Linked DNA regions of Homo sapiens: region 1 is linked to region 2. A link is a loop called in an ENCODE intact Hi-C map of the cell type or tissue named here. Cell type or tissue: adrenal gland. All regions are shown on one strand. Links, peaks and the distances in the headings refer to the core of each region. The heading gives the core; the rest is flanking DNA. Region 1 overlaps SCAT1 (S-phase cancer associated transcript 1). Region 2 overlaps DNAH17 (dynein axonemal heavy chain 17).

Region 1 (10,524 bases), core at 1,373-9,372, 51 kb after region 2:
TCAAGAGCAAAATCCGAGTTTTTTGGCCAGCTCTGGATCGCTCACCATGGGATTTAAAGGAAGCTGAGCAGCGAACACGGGTGACTCCTAACGTGGCTTCTCAGGCATCTGTGGTTGAGCTTTGTGTGCCAGTGCCTGCCACAAGCCAGGTGCTGGGCAGGAGCCTTCTCCGTGCGACTATTTCTAATCTTCCAACCACCCACCAAAGAGGCATGGCGATCCCCATTTAAGGAGGCGCTGGTAATCCTCATTTTAGGGGAGGCGCTGGTGATCCCCATTTATTTTTTTTTTTGAGTCGGAGACTCATGCTGTTACCCAGGCTGGAGTGCAGTGGCACGACCTTAGCTCAACCTCCCGGGTTGGTAGCTTGAACCTCCACCTCCCGGGTTCAAGCAACTCTTGTGCCTCAGCCTCCTGAGTAGCTGGGATTACAGGCGCCCACCACCACGCCCAGCAGCCTTCCTTTATATTAGGAAAAAAACTGTTATAAATGGGAAAAAATATCCCAGTGACAATAGCTACAAAGACAATAAAACGCGGGAAATAAACAATAGTGCATCCATGCTTTGGAACATTACACAATCTTGCAGATGCGTGCATTAGGCCATTATCTATTGTCCCAGAGACACACATAATTAGGATGCTGTGGTGGCTTTGAGTTTCATGTTGCTTAAGATAGTTTTTTTTTCTTTTTTGAGACAGGGTCTCACTCTGTTACCCAGGCTGGAGTGCAGTGGCATGACCACAGCTCACTGCAGCCTCGACCTCCTGGGCTCAAGTGATCCTCCCACCTCAGCCTTCCCAGTAGCTGGGACTACAGGAGCACACCACTAGGCCCAGCTAATGTTTTGTACTATTTGTGGAGACGGGGTTTTGCCATGTTGCCCAGGCTGGTCTCGAACTCCCGGACTCAAGCAATCCTCCCACCTTGGCCTCCCAAAGTGCTGGGATTACAGGCATGAGTCACCATGCCCAGCCTTAAGATAGTTTTGATGATTGTCAAGATTTTCAAGCAAGGCTAGGCCCAAAACTACGGAGAAACCCTCAATCCATCTGGTCTCCATTTGCATGTAGGACTGAGAGATCTCAGTAACCAGCACCTTTCCTCTCCTGGATCAGGCAAAGAATCGCACGTGCCAGCCACATCCTCCATATGGCTTTCTCAGGCTCTGTTCTGCAATTAGAAGATAATCACATGCAAATACCTCTTGCAGGGTGTCACGAGAAAGGAAACCGTTCCTCCTCTGGAGAACGTGCCCATCTTGCGTCACACGCAAAAAAGATGTCTTTGAGTCTCATAACCTTTAGAGAGTACATTTCACAATGTCACGACGTACCCTTGCCTGATGCGTTGATATCATCTTTTCTGTGTGTGTCAAGAATCTGTACAAAGCATGAATTATGTATTTGGTGGTTTAGGCTAAGCAGCCTCTGAAAGCCAGACCGGGTCATCGCTGGGATCTCTCCATCGTGCTCAGCAAGCTGGAGATGGAATCCCCATTGATGAAAGTCAGATAACCTCATTAGCGGGCCCCACCTAATTTCCTTTTTTTGATAGCACTTTTGAAGGTGCAGTGACTAGATTTCAGGGAGGCTTTTAATCAAATGAGAAACATGGGCTGAAAAATAACGTATCCTGGAGGAATTGTAGCCAGGTGAACAACCACAATGAGGGGCTCTTGTCAGCCATGCAGGTTGCTGGCAGTGGCTTCTGTGTGACGTGGCTGGGACTCTGATATGGTCTGGCTGTGTCCCCACCCAAATCTTGTCTTGAATTGTAGCTCCCATAATTCCCACATGTTGCGGGAGGGACCTGGTGGGAGATCACTGAATTGTGGGGGCGATTTGCCCCATACTGTTCTCATGGTAGTAAATAAGTCTCAAGAGATCTGATGATTTGACAAGGGGTTTCCCCTTTCTCTTGGCTCTCATTCTCTCTTGTCTTCCGCCATGTAAGACGTGCCCTTCACCTTCCGCCAAGATTATGGGCCCTCCCCAGCCACATGGAACTGTGAGTCCATCAAGCCTCTTTTTCTTTATAAATTACTCAGTCTCGGGTATGTCTTTATCAGCAGCATGAGAACAAACCAATACAGATTCCACATTCTGAGTCTCGTGTGGTTGAGGTTCTCGCTACTGGAGAAGGGAGGACAACGTGCCCCCTTGATATGGTTTGGATCTCTGTTCGCACCAAATCTCATGTCAAACTGTAATCCCTGGGGTTTGAGGTGGGGCCTGGTGGGAGGTATTTGGAGGTGACTGGGGCCAGAGTTCTCATGAATGGGTTAGCACCATCCCCCTGGGTGCTGTTCTCCCAATAGTGAGTGAGTTCTCGTGAGATCTGGTTGTTCAAAAGTGTGTAGCACTGGCTGGGCACAGTGGCTCACGCCTGTAATCCCAGCACTTTGGGAGGCCGAGGTGGGCAGATCACTCGAGGTCAGGAGTTCAAGACCAGCCTGGCCAACATGGCGAAACCCTGTCTCCACTAAAAATACAAAAATTAGCTGGGCATGGTGGTGGGTGCCTGTAATCCCAGCTACTCAGGAGGCTGAGGCAGAAGAATTGCTTGAACCTGGGAGGTGGAGGTTGCAATGAGCTAAGATCATGCCACTGTACTCCAGCCTGTGCAAGAGACACTGTTTCCAAAAAAAAAAAAAAAAAAAGTATGTAAAAAAGTGTGTAGCACCTCCCTCGTCTCTCTCTTTCTCCTGCTCCTGCCATGTAAGACACCTATGCCTGCTCTGCCTTCCGCCATGATTGAAAGCTCCCTGAGGCCTCCCCAGAAGCAGATACCACCATGCTTCCTATACCTGAGAGCCTGCAGAACCATGCACCAATGAAACCTCATTTCTTTTTATTTATTATTTTTTTTTGAGATGGAGTTTCGCTCTTGTCACCCAGGGTGGAGTACAATGGCTCAATCTCGGCTCACTGCAACCTCTGCCTCCAAGTTCATGTGATTCTCCTGCCTCAGCCTCCCTAGTAGCTGGGATTACAGGTGCCCACCACCATGCTCAGCTAATTTTTTAAAAAATATTTTTAGTAGAGATGGGGTTTCACCATATTGGCCAGGCTGGTCTCAAACTCCTGACGTCAAGTGATCCACCTGCCTTGGCCTCCCAAAGTGCTGGGATTACAGAAGTGAGCCACTGCACCCGGCCAGCCTCATTTCTTTATAAATCACCCAGGCTCAGGCATTTCTTTCTAGCAGTGTGGGAAGGGACTAACACACCCCTCCTAGTAGGAAGAGAAAACAGAGGCCTGTGTGTGGGCCTCCCCAGCCCCTACCCATGTCTTTCCCCTGCTGGTCCTATTGTGTATCCTCTCACCGTACTGGGCCTCGGCTGCGAGTAAACCACACGCTGTGTCCCATGAGCCCTTCCGGTCCATCACTGAGTGTGTGGCTGGCCTTGGGGAGCCCCCACCCCAAACCACCTGCTGTAGGAGGAAATCGCATACACGTCCAAAGGACCATAAGGTCTGGCTCATGTGCAAGAACCAGGAGCGCATGTGGGGAGCGGGTCTTGAGGGTGTGGGACCAGCGGTCGGGAGAGAAGGCTCAGTCGGGGAGAATTTACCAGCATGCAATCACGGTCCTGTGATCTGAGGTGGAGTGGCCTGAGGCCCTGAAACCTTCTTCCTACACTGCCTGGGTGGCTCCTGGAGGCTTTCATATTATGAAGACCTACAGTAAATTAGGAGAGGCTGGAACTGCCTTGGCAAAGCATTGAGGTAGGGGTCAGAAGGCCCCGGAAGGGGCAAAACCGGACGACTTCGCCAAGTCCAGGGAAAGGCAAGCCGGATGATTTTGCCATGTCCAGGGAAGGGGAAGCCAGACGACTTCTCCACGTCCAGAGAAGGAGAAGCCAGACGACTTCGCCAAGTGAGATTTGAGAACGCAGCCCTGACCATTGTCCCTAAGAAGGTCCAGAGGACCCCTCTGGCTGAAGCATTAGAGGGGCACTGGTGCATCTGGGGTGCTCGAGGGATACTGTCCTCCACAGCCTCCTGAGTGTCAACAGAGATGACAAGACTACAGGGTGGAGAGGGCAGGGGGTGGCCCTGCACTGCCAGTGGCTAAGGGGGCATGATTATTATAATGACAGAAAGGCCCAGTGCCCTTTGGGATGAGCATGGTGACTTAATCTGTATCCCTAAAAGGGAAATACAGAGCTGGTGAACCAAAGGCTGGTATCAGCCACCGCAATGAAAAAGCATCTTCAGTCAATTTCATAGCCCCAGAGCCCATCCGTACACGAGGATCCCAGGCCTCCTTAAGAAAGAGCCCCACAGTGGCCCTGCAAGTATATTTGATAGAGTCCCTCAATTTTTTTTTTTTTAACATAGAGACAAGGTCTCACTATGTTGCCCAGGCTGGTCTTAGACTCCTGGGTTCAAGTGATCCTCCTGCCTCAGCCTCCCAAAGTGCAGGGATTACAGGTGTGAGCCATTGCACCTGGCCGAGTCCCTTAACCTCTCCCTAAAGGAACCTACGGACATGTGTCAGAGTATACGCTGGGAAAAGGGAGGATGCAGACATTTCAGGGCTGTTGGATCCACGGTCTGAGTTGACACTGACACCAAGAGGCCTCAAATGCTGCCGATTCTTGCCAGCTAGGGGGCTCTGTGATGGGCCAGAAGTAACGGGAGGGCAGAGCGGGTCTGAGCGGCGCATGGGTTGGACTGTACTGGGAGCCCCTTCCCCTCCTTCATGTCCTCTGGGTCCAGCAACAAGCTTCGTGTCATGGTAGCTGACGGTGCTTTGCCTCCCCCACTCTGTGTCCCCGCAGTAGGACTTCTCCGAAGACACGGGGAGGGGCAGCTTGTGCAGGCACAGGCCTAGAAGTTCAAGGGCATTGATCCCAACTTGAAGACATTACAAAAACGGGTGAGAAATGTCTCGGTGTGCACACCCTAACACGTCAGCCTGAAGATGGGCTGTGAAAGGTGAATAAAACACAGCTTCCGGTGCACAGAAATCGAGTCAGCTGTTAACTTCAGGTTTTGTTTGCTTATATCTTATTTTATTTGCTATTTTAAGGTATTTCTGGAGAAGACCTAAAGGACAGGGAACTACTGTCTTGCAATCCTAAGGAGAAACTCCAGAAGCCAGAGCTGGCTTGCAGCTTAGAAGAAAACTTTCCTCCCATGGAATTGTGTCCCTTGGCAGTCCTCATAACGCCCAGGAATGACAAAAATCTCAGAATGACATCTTGCTGGAAAGGATGCAGCGAATGTGGCCTAGAAATATAAATTCACATTACAGATGATTTCAGAACCCTGGCTTAGGCCTGAAAAGGACCCATGAGGCCTGATGGGGGCAGGCCTAGGGGCTTTGTCAACAGGACAGTGTCCTAATTTTCTAGGCCATCTTTATGAAGTCTCCAGCTGTCAGTCCACATGGCCCGCTGTGTCCCTACAAAGCTATGAGAGACAACAGGACTAATCCGCCAGCCCTCTTCTTTGGTGCCATGGCAGGAAGCCACACTCACCAGCAAAGCTGACCCCAATCTGAACCTGCAGACATGCAGCTCCCGGGCACACACCCACACAAATGTCCCTGGGATCAGATCGCTGTGCAAAGACAGCATAGCCCACACCATCTTGTTGGCAAATGAGAATGTAGATGAGAGGGCCACACAACCTGGCTGACTGTGTTGGATGATATCGGAGACGGTGGGCAAAGCCAGCCTGCTGGGCTGCCCCATCTGCCTTGCCCAGGGCAGGAAGAGGTTTTTCAGACTTTGCCCATGAGTATGTTACCAGCAGCAAATCTGCACGGGTCAGCAGCAACTCCATCCTTGCCTCCTCAGTGGAAAGAATCTGGAGCAGAAGTAGGTTTAAGGTAGAGGGAGAGATTGAGGCACGTTTTAGAACAGGAGTGAGGGTTTATGAAAAAGTTTTAGAGCAGGAGTGAAAGGAAGTTAAAGTATACTTGGAAGAGGGCTGAGTGCGCCACGTGAGAGATCCAAGTGACCGCTCAGCCCTGGGCGTGGGGTTTATCCGTTGGCACGGCTCTGGAGTTTTCTCTTCTCCTCCCTCGGTTCTTCCCTTGGGGCGGGCTGTTGCTCAACAGCCCCATGCAGCAGTGTTGGTCAGCACTCAGGAGGGTAATTGCATGTGTAGTGAGTTGACTGAGGTTGTGCGCATGCTCTCTAGGGGCGGTTTTCCTTTACTGGTTGAATGCCCCCAGAGGAAGTTCATACATCCGCCATTTTGCCTCTTAGTGCGCACGCTTGAGCCCACTCGCCCAACTCGAGAGCTTATCGGGAAGCTGCTGATCACCAGTTTCAGGTGTTTTTTTATTTATTGGGAGACCATCTTCCCCTGGTGTGAGCTGCAACCAATGATCATTTCAGAGAGACAGTTTAACAACTGCCTGACCATCACCTGATGGTCACCTGACATTCCTGGGCTGGTGGGCGCCACTCATGTCTGCCTAACTTCCTCCTCTAACAAGCAGAGCCATGGAATGAAGACAGGCAGCTCAGGCAGGGTCGGCCAGCCTGCACCCAGGGCTTCCAAGGCATCTTCTATTCCAGGGAGGCAGCGTTCTCCCCAACCTCCGCCAAGCCAGCATCCAGGGATGTCACCTCAATAAAGGAGGCCTCCCAGCCTGCACTAGGCACCTCCAGCTCCTTTCTGTAGGCCCCAGGAGCCTGTGACATAGAGCAAAATGTCACAGTCATTGAAGGCTCTGTGTGCAAGTAACAAGTCTCCCATTCAGAGAACTGCTCCCTCATCAAGCTCTCCTGGCAGCCCCCACCAGCATGCTCTCTTCCCGTTTAACCCCAGCAGCCCCGCAACTCATGCTTCCAGTCTGGTCCTAGCTCATCTCCAGAGCAGCGATCAATATCCATAAAGAGCTCCCTACTTGGAGTGCTGGGCCAGCTCTTTGCCCAGGGAGGGAGTGGAAGTCTAGGTTGATCATAAAGAAGTCAACCCACCCTGAAGTCACCATAAACCTAACAGGGGCCTTCCTTAAGGTATCCGTGACTATTTTACATATGCCTTGAGTTTTATAGTAGAAAACAATCAGGTGGGCTAAAGAGTGTGTGCAGGCTCATGTGCATCCAGCTCTGGTTGGTTGGAACTATCATGCCCACCCCAGTGAATCCACTGGACCACTTCGTTGCCTGACAGCCAGTGACGTATTTGGTCACGTGCAGCCACGTTGCCTTTAGGTGGCAGTGCCACTGGAGAGCTCCTCACATCTCCCTGTCTCCCCCAGCAGTGCAAGGGTGTGCAGGGATTCAAGTATTTAATTATTAAATTAAATCAAAGCCTTGAGGACTGTGTGTTTTATTGGGGGAAAAGGCTCAAACCAAACTTCAATAATATTGTTAAAGTTTTCAGCAGGATTTTGTCAGAAAAGTGAAGTATGAGAAATATGGTAACGTTTAGCCTTGTGGGAATAAAATCACTTGAGAAATACGCCTGTGCATCAAAGGGCATTATCAAGACAGTGAAAAGGCTACCCACAGAGTTGGAGAAAACGTTTGCAAATCATCTCTCTGATAAGGATCTAGCATCTGGAATATAAAGGAATTCTTACAAGTCAATAGCAAAGACGAACAACCCAATTTTAAAATGATCGAAGGACCTAATAGATATTTCTCCAAAGGAGATCTATAAATGGCCAATAAGCACATGAAAAGATGTTCAACATCACCAGTCATTAAGAAAATGCAAATCAGAACAACAATGAGATACCACTTTACAACCTCTAGGGTAACTACAATTTAAAAAAAGAAAACTGAAAATAACAAGAGTTGGTGAGGATGTGGAGAAATTAGGACGCTCATACATTGCTGGTGGGAATGAAAAATGGTGCAGCTGCTATGAAAAACAGTTTGGTTGTTCCTTAAAAAGTTAAACATAGAATTACCGTATGACCCAGCAATTCCGCTCCTAGGTATACACCCAAAAGAACTGAAAACTGGTACTCAAAAACTGGTACACATATACTCATAGCATCATTATTTATAGTCACTAAAAGATGGAAGCAACCCAGGTGTCCATCAACAGACGGATGGATAAACAAAGTGTGGTCTATTCATACACATGAACATTATTCATTCTTAAAACATCCCGGCCAGGCACAGTGGCTCACGCCTGTAATCTCAGCACTTTGGGAGGCAGAGGCGGGTGGATCACCTGAGGTCAGGAGTTTGAGACCAGTCTGGCCAACATGGTGAAATCCCATCTCTACTAAAAATATAAAAAAATTAGCCAGGCGTGGTGGCGGACGCCTGTAATCCCCGCTACTCAGGAGGCTGAGGCAGGAGAATCGCTTGAACCTGGGAGGCGGAGGTTGCAGTGAGCCGAGATTGTACCATTGCACTCCAGCCTGGGTGATGGAGCAAGACTCCATCTCAAAAACAAAAAAGCAAAAAAAGTCCTGAAGCAGTGATACACGTGACAACATAGATGAACCTTGAAAATGTTATGCTTAGTGCGAGAAACTGGGCACAAAAGGCCACATATTATACAATTCCATGTACATGAAACACCCAGAATAGGTGATCCATGGACAGAAAGCAGATGAGCGGCAGCCAGGGACTGTGGGGAGGCAGAATGAGGAGAGACTGTTCATGGGGTCAGGGTTTCCTTTTGTTTCGCAGGCTCAGGGTTTCCTTCTGTTTTTGTTTTTAGAGACAGGGTCTCGCTCTGTTGCCCAGGCTGGAGTGCAGTGGCACGATCACGGCTCACTGCAACCTCGACCTCCTGGGCTCAAGTGATCCTCCCACCTCAGCCTCCCGAGCAGCTGGGACCTGACTGGCTGGGACCACAGGCACGCACCACCATGCCCAGCTTGGGGTTTCCTCTTGGGGTGAGGGAAATGTGTTACAAGTAGGTAGAGATGGTGGCTGGAAAACCTTGTGTAAGTACTAATTGCTGCTGAATTCTTCATTTTGAAATGGTTAGTTTTATGTTATGTGAATTTCAGCTCAGGAAAAAAAAATTCCAAAAGCAAAAAAGAAAATAAACGTAAGTCGGCGATTCAGTTTCCACCCACTCAACCCACAGATGTATTGTCAGGAAAGCATTGCCTCAAAAGCCAGAGGCTGCCGGCACACACTCAGGACCAGTCCAGAGGCACCAAGGGCCACTGTGGCGAGCCGGGGTGCCCAGAGGCTGGGGAACGGTGGAGGGCCGTGTCCCAGGAGTCGGCAGAGCAGAAAGGGAGGCTGAGGGCGATTTGGGCACCGCTGCTGCAGCCCCTGGTACTGATGGAGAAAGGATCTGGAAAGTGGGGCAGTGCGGGGGGCTCCTCTTACCGGGTTTCCCACTGCAGACTGAGCCCAGGAGACCTCAATCCCAGGGGAAAAGGACCAGAATTCTCTTCTGAGGGAACAGAACACACAGATTCAGCAGCAGCAGGAGTGACAGGGCCCTGCCGGGAGTGAGAGGCCCAGCTCCTCCCGCCTGCGCTGCCCCGGCTGATGGCGCTGGATTCCTCGAGCCACACCTGTCAAAGCAGGGCTGAACCTAACGGCTGCCCAGGTCTAGTCCCTTCTCAAACATGCCACTTCCGTGTCCTGAAGCACAGGTCTGCGGCGGACCTCCCCAGGCCAGGATGCCCCGTTGTTGGAGTCACTGAGTTCTACTGATGTGGCTCTCCTGCTGCCGTGGCTGCAGACGGAGGGATGCCACAGCCCCCCCTGCAGTGACCAGGCACAGGAGAACATGGCCCCAGAGCCACCACGGGAGTGTGTCTTGTCTAAACTGACTCAGAAACTCTGCTCCCTGAGCGGCTCAGTGACACAAACACCCTCCTCTCCCTGCATTTCACAGGCAGTGAGGCACGCGGCCTCTATCTACTACATCTGCCTGCTGGATGTCTCTTGTGTTCCGTGGTCCGTGCCACCCCCAGGCTGCACCTGCCTAGTGCAGTTCCGAAGCTCCTCCTGGGTCTGCTTCTGGCCATCCTCTGACAAGCACAGACAGGTTTCAATGGAACGCAAACACCCACCTGCCCCCGACATCTGCAGAGGTGCGCCTGTGCCATGGTGACGTCCGAGGTATCAGAACGAGACCCCATAAAAATAAATATGTTACCCAGAGACAGCAACACTTACAAAAAAGGGTCAGTGTGCATCACTGATGACCATTTAACCCGAAGCAGATCCAGGTGGAATAGGCCCCCATGCCCAGCTGTCAGGGCCGCTGCCAGACCAGGCAAGTACCCAAGAAAGAAGGGAGGGGCTCAAGAAAGGTGCAATGCGTGGGATTCTGCTGCAAAGAGGCGCCGGGAGGAGCTGCAGGGAGGCCCCCACAGGAAGGGAGAGCACGGGAGGTGGGTCTCGGCACCCGTCGGGGCATGGCCCCTTCTTCCCCTCACTGGGGTGCCACATGCCCGCCCGGGGTCTGCAGGAAGCGAGGGGTACTGTCCTCCGATTAGATGGTCAGCCTGGGCCTTGCCGTGTGGCTTTCCTATGATGCCCATGAAGGCAGTCCCAGGACCACACTGCGGACCCTGAGGAGGTACCAAAAAGGGAGGGAAATGCCCCCCATGCCCAC
Region 2 (8,000 bases), core at 1-8,000:
AAGAGCACTGCCACTCTCAAGGGCAGCTGAGGCAAGAAAACCACCATCAGGAAATGTGTTTCGCTCTGAGAAAGCTCTGGGGGTCAGACCAAGTGGGAGGGGGACCAGAGAGAGGGAAGACAACCTCACACGAAACAGGGTCCCCCAGTGCTGGGTGTGAGTGGGAAATCCAAGAGAGTTTCCCGGGGCTGCCATAACCCACGCCCAATGGGGGCCAGACCAGCTGCGGTGAGCCTGAGTCTCAGACTTTCCCCAGACTTGGGTCTGAGAAAGGTGACCACTGTCCCTAGAAATGGCCACAGGAGGAAAAACCAAAACATGACTGCGAAGAGAGGGAGATTTTTCAGGCCCCCAAGAGTACAGATTTCCCAAATGCAAGATTGCGGCTATTTTTAAGTTAATTGTGTTTTTCAAAATTGTTCAAATCTTCCTTACCCAAATTCTGATTTCTCCTGGGCTTAGAAAAAAATTGTCACCCTTGGACCTATTTGTATTGTGAGTTGTACAAATGGAGCAGCCGTGGACTCTCAGGCAGACATGGAAACGCTGGTGTCCTGCCAGCTACCGCCTTCCTCCACGGTCGCCTGCTGACGTATGAGGTCACCAGTTTCATTTGTTCAAAGCATTGACATGGGGCAGTTGGAAAAAAAAAATGTTCCTCTTAATGGTTTATGACTATCCTGTAATGCGGGTAGATGTTTTACTTGGAAGTCAGAAAAATAGAAAAAAACCCCAAAAACCTGAAGACCCATCATCCAGACAACCGACACACCTGTAATCCCAACACTTTGAGGGGCCGAGGCGGGAGGCATTTTTATTTTTCTCTGTCTTCCCATTTCTCTCTCCTCCTTTTCATGTTTATATAGTTTTTAGTTTAATGACTTTTGGAAAGGAAGCGAATTCTATTTTCCGCCAAAAGGAGATCATGTGGAAAATTGCTCTAGAACGTTCCTGGCTGTGTGCGAGTTGCTGATAATGAGAACTAACTCCGGAACAGGCAGGGGCTGGAAGGGACAACAAGGGAGAGAAACCCCAGGGCCCTATCCTATTTAGAGCACAGGGCTGTCAAACCAGGGGGAAAATGTTCTTAGGTCAAAGAGAAACGTGAACAGATGGCGATGGAAATGGGTTACAAGAGTTATTTCTCCCCCTGCCTCCCTCCCCTCCGCTTTTCTTTGTTTTAAATTGAGCATAAACATACGTGAAAATTTTTAAAAAGAGATCTTTCTTTTAGAGCCCAAAAGCCCCTCTTGACCCTAACAGGTGCCAGGGATGCAGGGGAAAGCCTGGGGCGGGGTGACTGCATTTGTTCCTCGCTAGCTCCATTCTGCAGAGGTCGGGTTGGGTTTCTTCCAGGACCTCCTGCTCCTCACAGGGTAGGGGCCTAGGGCTCCCGAGGGGTCACAAAGTTGAACTCGCCAACCCAGCTCCCTCCCCACTGCCGGATCCCCTAGTGAACCCTGGGGGAGGTTCAGCCCAGACCCGTACGCTGGTCCTTATCTGCTCTTCCCCTTGTGCCAAACTAGATGCAGGTGGCACAATCTCCATGTTGGGGACAGCAAGACTCTGGGGACTCATCTGGCCCTGGCCGGGTGACCAAGTTACTTAATTTTTCAGATTTTTCCACATCGGAACAGCAGCAGGGAGTCACAGCACCTCCCCGTGGAGCCAGTGTTAGGGGTGCAGGAGCCACAGAAGCCAGCTGCCCGCCCGCCCAGCCCATAAGCCTGTGCCCCATCTTTAATTTTGGAGACCCAAAAGTGAGGTTTCCAAATGAAAGAATTGGCTCCATTGGGACCCTTCTGCGCTGGGGCAGTCCTGACGCTTTTGTGTTATCCTTCAGGGGCTCCACGTGGAAGGCTTATGCTAGAGCGAAACTACCTCCCAACAACATTCAGAACAACCAGCCTCCCTTGTCAAGAGCCAGTTGTGCACTGCAGGAAATACTCAGAAGCGCCTGCCCTGTGCTAGGCTCAGTTCTAAGGGAACTCAAATCCAGTGCCTGACCTCAGGGAGTTTACCTTCTAGTCAGGAAGACAACGAACACACAGACATTAGTATACAAATGAATATGAGGGAAGGCCATTGCTGAGAAGGGACCAGCCTGGGGGCATTTGAGTGGAAGGAAGGAAGTGAGGACCCTGCAACTAGATGCAGCTACCTGGGGAAGAGCCTTCTGAGAAAGGGAATGTTGCCAGATTCTTTGCTTAGCCAAAGATTCTCATCAGGGTCTCCATCCTCCACCATCCCGCAGGGGATGTCTGATTACCCTAACCTGCTTCCAGCTAGAATCTTGAAGTTGGTTTAGCTAGAATCCCCCAACCCCTGATGTCCCCTCTAAGTAATTTTCTATCCATGGACTCCCACCCTGCTCCTTTGCTAGAAATTCCTACTTACCTGCAGTGTATTCAAAGCTGAGCTCCCATCGCTCTCCCTACACCTGTATCTATTGAGATGGTATAAATCGTGAGTAAGGTCTGAATCAAGTCAGCCTCATCTTGCTTTAGCAAGTATAACTGAATAATTTTTTCAACCACAGCAAGGAGGTGCTGTATTAATTTGCATTCATTGATATTTTGCCTGGAACACCAACTCGATCCAAGACTTACTTGATCCTTAATTTGCGGAGCTTCAAACTCTCATGTATTTGCATTTTTGCAAGAGCATTCAAAAGGGCAAAGGAACATCCTGACGTTTGTCGGGGAGAGATCTTTGTCCTTAGCAATCTCAGCCTTGAAATCCTCCTGAAAGATGACCACCAGCCCAGGCTGCCCAGGCCAACCCAATTGCCTTCACAGTCATGGGAGCTGGTCCGGCTAAACTGTTCAGATCAGGGGCCCTGGAAGCAGTCAAGCCCAGAACTCATGGGCCTGGGAAACATAGCAAAACCTTGTCTCTACAGAAACAAAAAGTAGGCCAGGCGTGGTAGCTCACGCCTGTAATCCCAGCACTTTGGGAGGCTGAGGTGGGCGGATCACCTGAGGTCAGGAGTTCGAGACCAGCCCAACATGGCAAAACCCCATCTCTAGCAAAAATAGAAAAATTAGCCAGGTGTGGTGGCGTATGCCTATAATTCCAGCTACTAGGGAGGCTGAGGCAGGAGAATCGTTTGAACCCGGGAGGCGGAGGTTGCAGTGTGCTGGGATTGTGCCACTACACTCCAGCCTGGGCAACAAGAACAAGACTCCATCTCAAAAAACAAACAAACAACAAAAACAAAACAAAACAAAAAACAAACAAACCCCTTAAAACTAAAAATAGAGACCCCAGAGACCTCCCTTGCCCCTTCTGCCATGTAAGGACCAAATGAAAAGATGGCCTTCTAGGAACGGAAGTAGACCCTCACCAGACACCGAGTCTGCTGGACCTCCCAGCCTCCAGAACTGAGAGAAGTGAAATGTTTGTTGTTTAAGCCACCCGGTCTACAGCAGTTTGTTATAGTAGCCTGCATGGACGAAGGCACTCTATAAATTCAGCTCAGTGGGCCAAAATCTGCATTAATTTTATTTTTACACCAACTTTACCTCTTTAACTTTCACTCCTTTTGAGTAGTGGGAAAACTGAATCAAGAATAAATGGTCCCCTTGTTTCTTAGTGAGCATAAGAAGTATCAGTAAAATAATGCCATCTCACACTCACTTGCTCCTCTTCCTCTAGGATGTGGCAGTAAGAACCATCAGGAGCTACACTGGGTGTTCACGGCTGACTGACTCTGAGGCACAGGAGACGGGCCCTCCCTCCCTGGACATCAGCTCTACATGGAGAGGATGAAATGGTCTCCAAGATCGTTCTCGACATGAATCCACCACCACAGTGCCAGGCTCCAGATCTGCCTGCGTCTCCACTGCATGCTTACCTTTGCGGAGGACTTGATACAGCTGCAGTCATCAAATCCTTGGCAAAAGATCGTGGCCAGCCTCCTATCCAGGTCTTGGATTTTGATCTCAAAATCAGCATAATCACGGTCAAAATTCTAAAAGCAAATGGAAATGTCAACCTTGTAATCAGCGTGCAAAGCAAGCCAAGGGCACCCTCTCCAGCCCCTGCCCTGCTGAGAGGACTCGGGACTGAGGCGCAGCTGAATGTGCTGTTGCGGGGACCGCTCTACACAGTTTTCAAAGTGTTGGGATCACCTGGCACCTGCTTCCTCCGTGTGCCCTCCCATCACACCCCTAAGCTGGTACCGAGGCTGGTGCTGTTCTCACCGAGTCCAGTTCATCCAACCCTGCCCGAGGACCTACCGAGTCTCCAGGGTCCAAGGGATCATATTTGCAGTCGGCAAAAACCTTCACCAGCTCAAAGACCTCATCATAGATACGGGTCACCAGGCTCCCGAGGAGGTTCCCACGCACGCCCCCAAGCTCGATTTTCTCCAGCTTCAGAAACTCAATTGCTGTTTTATAGAGTTCCTAGTGGAGGAGAAAAACACAGTCAATTCATCTTCACAACCCAACTCACGGGTCCAGTTACAAAACTAGCTCTGACCCCAGGCAGGAGGAGCTGGGGAGCAAAATGTCCCCAGGAGACACCAACCATGGGGGTGGGAGGACACCCTCTGTGTCTGTGCTGTTCTTTAAGCAAATATTCCATCCCCTGCAGAAAGAGGGGATGGAAGGAAGGGCTCTGTGAATTATCTATGAGGTGTGAATGAGGAGGAGCTGGAGAGGATAAAGTTTGGGATCCTGTCCTGACCCCAGACTGGCCAAACCGCATCTCTAAATAAATCACACTCTGCTGGGACCTCCGTTTTCTCCGCTGTGGGAAGCGGTTGGAATGGTGCTGAAGATTTCTGATGCTCTTGCTAAGCTTTAAATTCCCCGCTACCTGGAAGACCATCCTATGCAGAGTGCCGTGTCCCGAAGGTGATCCAAGAAGAAAGCGGCTGGAATGCTTGGATGGACACACGTGTAGAAAATTCTGCTTCCTCGCCGGTGTGGCTCATGCCCCCTCTCCCTGAAGCGCTCCCTGACTATTTTGGCCCATAGCAATGCATTCCTTCCCAGGGGCCCGGTCTCCCATCTGCGCCGCTTGTGTTTGCTTTAGTCACGTTCAGGCCCATCCCGTTAGCTGGTTGTGTGTGTGCAGTTCCTGTTTCCCAAATGAGGTCTCCAAGGCTCCCTGGATGCTCTTCTGTGCCCCTGCACCTACCAGGCACAGTGCAGGCAGAGTTTAGACTGGAGATCTTCCTGTGGACTTGACATCACTCCCCTGAACTGGTGCTGAGGTTGGTGCTATTCTCCCAGGTCCACGAAGCATCAGGCCACGCACCAACACCACCCCGAGGAGACAGGCACCGAGGACCAGGAGCTCTTGGCTCTTCCACCCGACGCGGAGGACACAGACAAGCTGGCATGGCCTGTTGTCAGGGGGTGGACAGCAAAGCCATTTCCTCCACCTCCAAAGTCCCTTCCTACCCAGAATCTTCCTTCTGATTCAGAATCAGTCATGTGGGAACCAGAGCTCCTTGGCCCAAAGTGTGACTGTGACTCTCCTCCACATTCTCGGTCTGGGAGATTTCAGGCATTAGTCCGCGCTCTGTGACTGCAATTTTGAACTCCTGAGCGGGCCTCCCTCCCCTGCCCCCCAGGAGGTGTAGAAGAGAACTGGACAAGCCTCTCCCAAGCCTCTGACAATGGTGTCCACCCTTAAGTCAATGCTTTACAGTTCCAGGATGATTTTCCCCTTTTTTAAGGATGTGAGTTATACAGTTATATGTGCACAAAGTTTTTAAAAATTACACCATGCAGAAGATACAAAAGGCAAAACTTTCTTGCCCTACCCCGTCTTGATCCCTCTCATCTCTTCTCTCCAGAGCCCCAGAGAAAACCGCCTTGAAGCTTTTTTTTGAAACAGGGTCTCACTTTGTCGCTCAGGCTGGACTGCAGTGGCGCAATCATGACTCACCACAGCCTCAAACTTCTGAGCTCAAGTGATCCTCCCTCCTCGGCCTGCCAGAGTTCTGGGATTACAGGTGTGAGCCACTGGGCTGGGCCATGCACCATTTTTAAGTTTTTATCTGCTGTGCGTCACTCCGTGTATCCACATGGTGCTTGCACGGGGGCCTTCATAAGTCTCCATTTGTAATAATTGAGTCCCACTAAGTGACTGCTGTTGGCCCCCAGGCGTCCTGAACGTGGGGGTTTAACTTATCAGTAACCCGCTCATGATAGGATGCACGAGATAAGGGGAGAAGCACCCGAAGTGGGTCATTTTTATTCTTGGCTAACAGCTCTGGCCACGGCAGATGCTGCCGCAAAGCCTTGGTTTCCTCATAACAGATATTTGGGCCTCACTTATTTTCTGCCTGGGGGATTATTGGCAAGGGGGGTAGGGATGGACGCTGCAGGTGTCCTAGGGTAGGAGCAGTCTGGGAAGTGGAGGTCAAGATGCACCGAGTTCTGTTTTTACCTCAATGGTCTGGATGCGCTGGAAGAAGGAATTTATCCTGGAAAAGGCAAGAGAAGAAGGGAATTCCCAAGGCACGGGCTCTTTGTCCTTAGAGGAGAGAAAGAGAGATGAGGCCACGTTTGCTTCAAATGTCCCAAGTTTATCAAATATCGGGGCTCATATGAACTCACTCGTCCTGCCTTGGCCCTCGCCCTGCGAGGAAGGGGTACCTTAAAGAAAAGCTTCATGTTCACGCAGCAGAAGTCGTACGTCTGGTAGAGCTCCTTCAGCACATTTACAGCCAGGGAGATGCCACTCAGGACTTCCTCGATTTCACCTTGCAGGCCCTTCAGCACCTCTTCCGGGCTCAGGAAGGTTCGTGTCTGGGCAAAAGAGAAGACAGACATCTAAAGCTCCGACAAGCCATTTGGGGTGACGTCCAGGCACGCCGCCTGCAGGACCTGTGATCTGTTCTGACATATGGATATCTGAAAATAACCCCTCCTATCTGCCCACTGCTGGGCCGTTTTTAGGGGACCGAGCTGCTTCCCCTCCTCGGCCCCTCATCCTTTGCCAAGGCTGCAGCATAAATGGGTGGGGGTCGCAGATGATGAGAGGCCCTCCAGGGACAGGGGACCCCGGTGCCCTTCTGGTCCTGCAGACGGGGCCACAGCATGGTTTTATTATATAGAGGTGGCCCAGGGATACAGCCCTTCAGCTCGAACGCCATGGCTGGCTAGCAGGTGCTTATGAATGGGAAGAAGGAAAAGAAGTCTCTGCTAAGGGAGACGGAAGGTGGTTTGATGTGCGATTAGAGAAGCCCACAAAGCACTAGATGGGTCTCGGGGTACGGGGACTCTCAGGGCAGACCTCCTCCTCTGTCCCCGTCTTCCCTTTCTTTTCCCTCAGTACCCTCCCCTAGAAGAACTCTAGGTAGCCTTGAAGAGGGCTCCATCTCAGCTCGGGGCCTGAAAAGGCTTGTGCTGACATCTTGGCCTGCTTTCAAACTGCTGGGGAACATGGGCAGCAGGAAAACAGTGAACCGGGGAGGGGACCCAGCCAGGAGGGGAGGAAGGGGACCCAGGGGCCAGGGGAGGGTTACCATCTCGATGATTTGGTTGCAGAACTCCTGCAGGATGACGATGATCCTGGCAGGTGTGTTATAGTACTCAGAGGTGGCCCAGATGAAGCAGATGGTGTCCAGCACCTTGGCAATGAAGGTGGGGAGCTGGGGGGAGACAGGCCCAGGCACACTGGAGGGGACTGGCCGCTGCACCTTATCCCGGTGTCCCAGCCCTTCCCTTCCCATGGCTCTCACTGGGTATCCAGCAGAGGGTTCCCAAAGAGGAGGGGAGAGGCAACTCCCTAGGCCCACACATCTGATGGCAGCCAAGAAACCCACGGCCCCACATGCCTTGAAGAAACAAGACCCAGGCCGGGCGTGGTGGCTCACGCCTGTAATCCCAGCACTTTGGGAGGCCGAGGTGGGCGGATCATGAGGTCAGGAGATCGAGACCATCCTGGCCAACATAATGAAACCCCATCTCTACTAAAAATACAAAAATTAGCTGGGCATGGTGGCACATGCCTGTAATCCCAGCTACTCGGGAGGC

The links. Peaks named below come from ENCODE experiments on the same cell type or tissue, not always from the same donor. Only the 100,000 strongest peaks of a DNase experiment are listed, where the experiment ranks them.
Region 1: it touches region 2 in a loop (3-fold over the local background); 3 of 110 quality-filtered maps call a loop at or near these places.

What each region holds. Positions count from the first base shown.
Region 1 is chr17:78,612,386-78,622,909 of GRCh38, forward strand. SCAT1 (S-phase cancer associated transcript 1) reads right to left here. Exons shown (of 5, transcript NR_110849.1): 5 at 4,999-5,241. Among named protein-coding and RNA genes, the nearest start is that of SCAT1, 14 kb to the right of the region's middle. RefSeq lists enhancers at 5,896-6,397, 6,398-6,897, 9,944-10,524. In adrenal gland, for the core only: no CTCF peak of the experiment used is centred there; no DNase peak of the experiment used is centred there; H3K27ac peaks cover 1,210 bases.
Region 2 is chr17:78,562,758-78,570,757 of GRCh38, forward strand. It overlaps DNAH17 (dynein axonemal heavy chain 17), which reads right to left. Exons shown (of 81, transcript NM_173628.4): 7 at 7,490-7,615; 8 at 6,618-6,770; 9 at 6,409-6,495; 10 at 4,242-4,409; 11 at 3,857-3,973. Among named protein-coding and RNA genes, the nearest start is that of DNAH17, 11 kb to the right of the region's middle. In adrenal gland, for the core only: no CTCF peak of the experiment used is centred there; no DNase peak of the experiment used is centred there.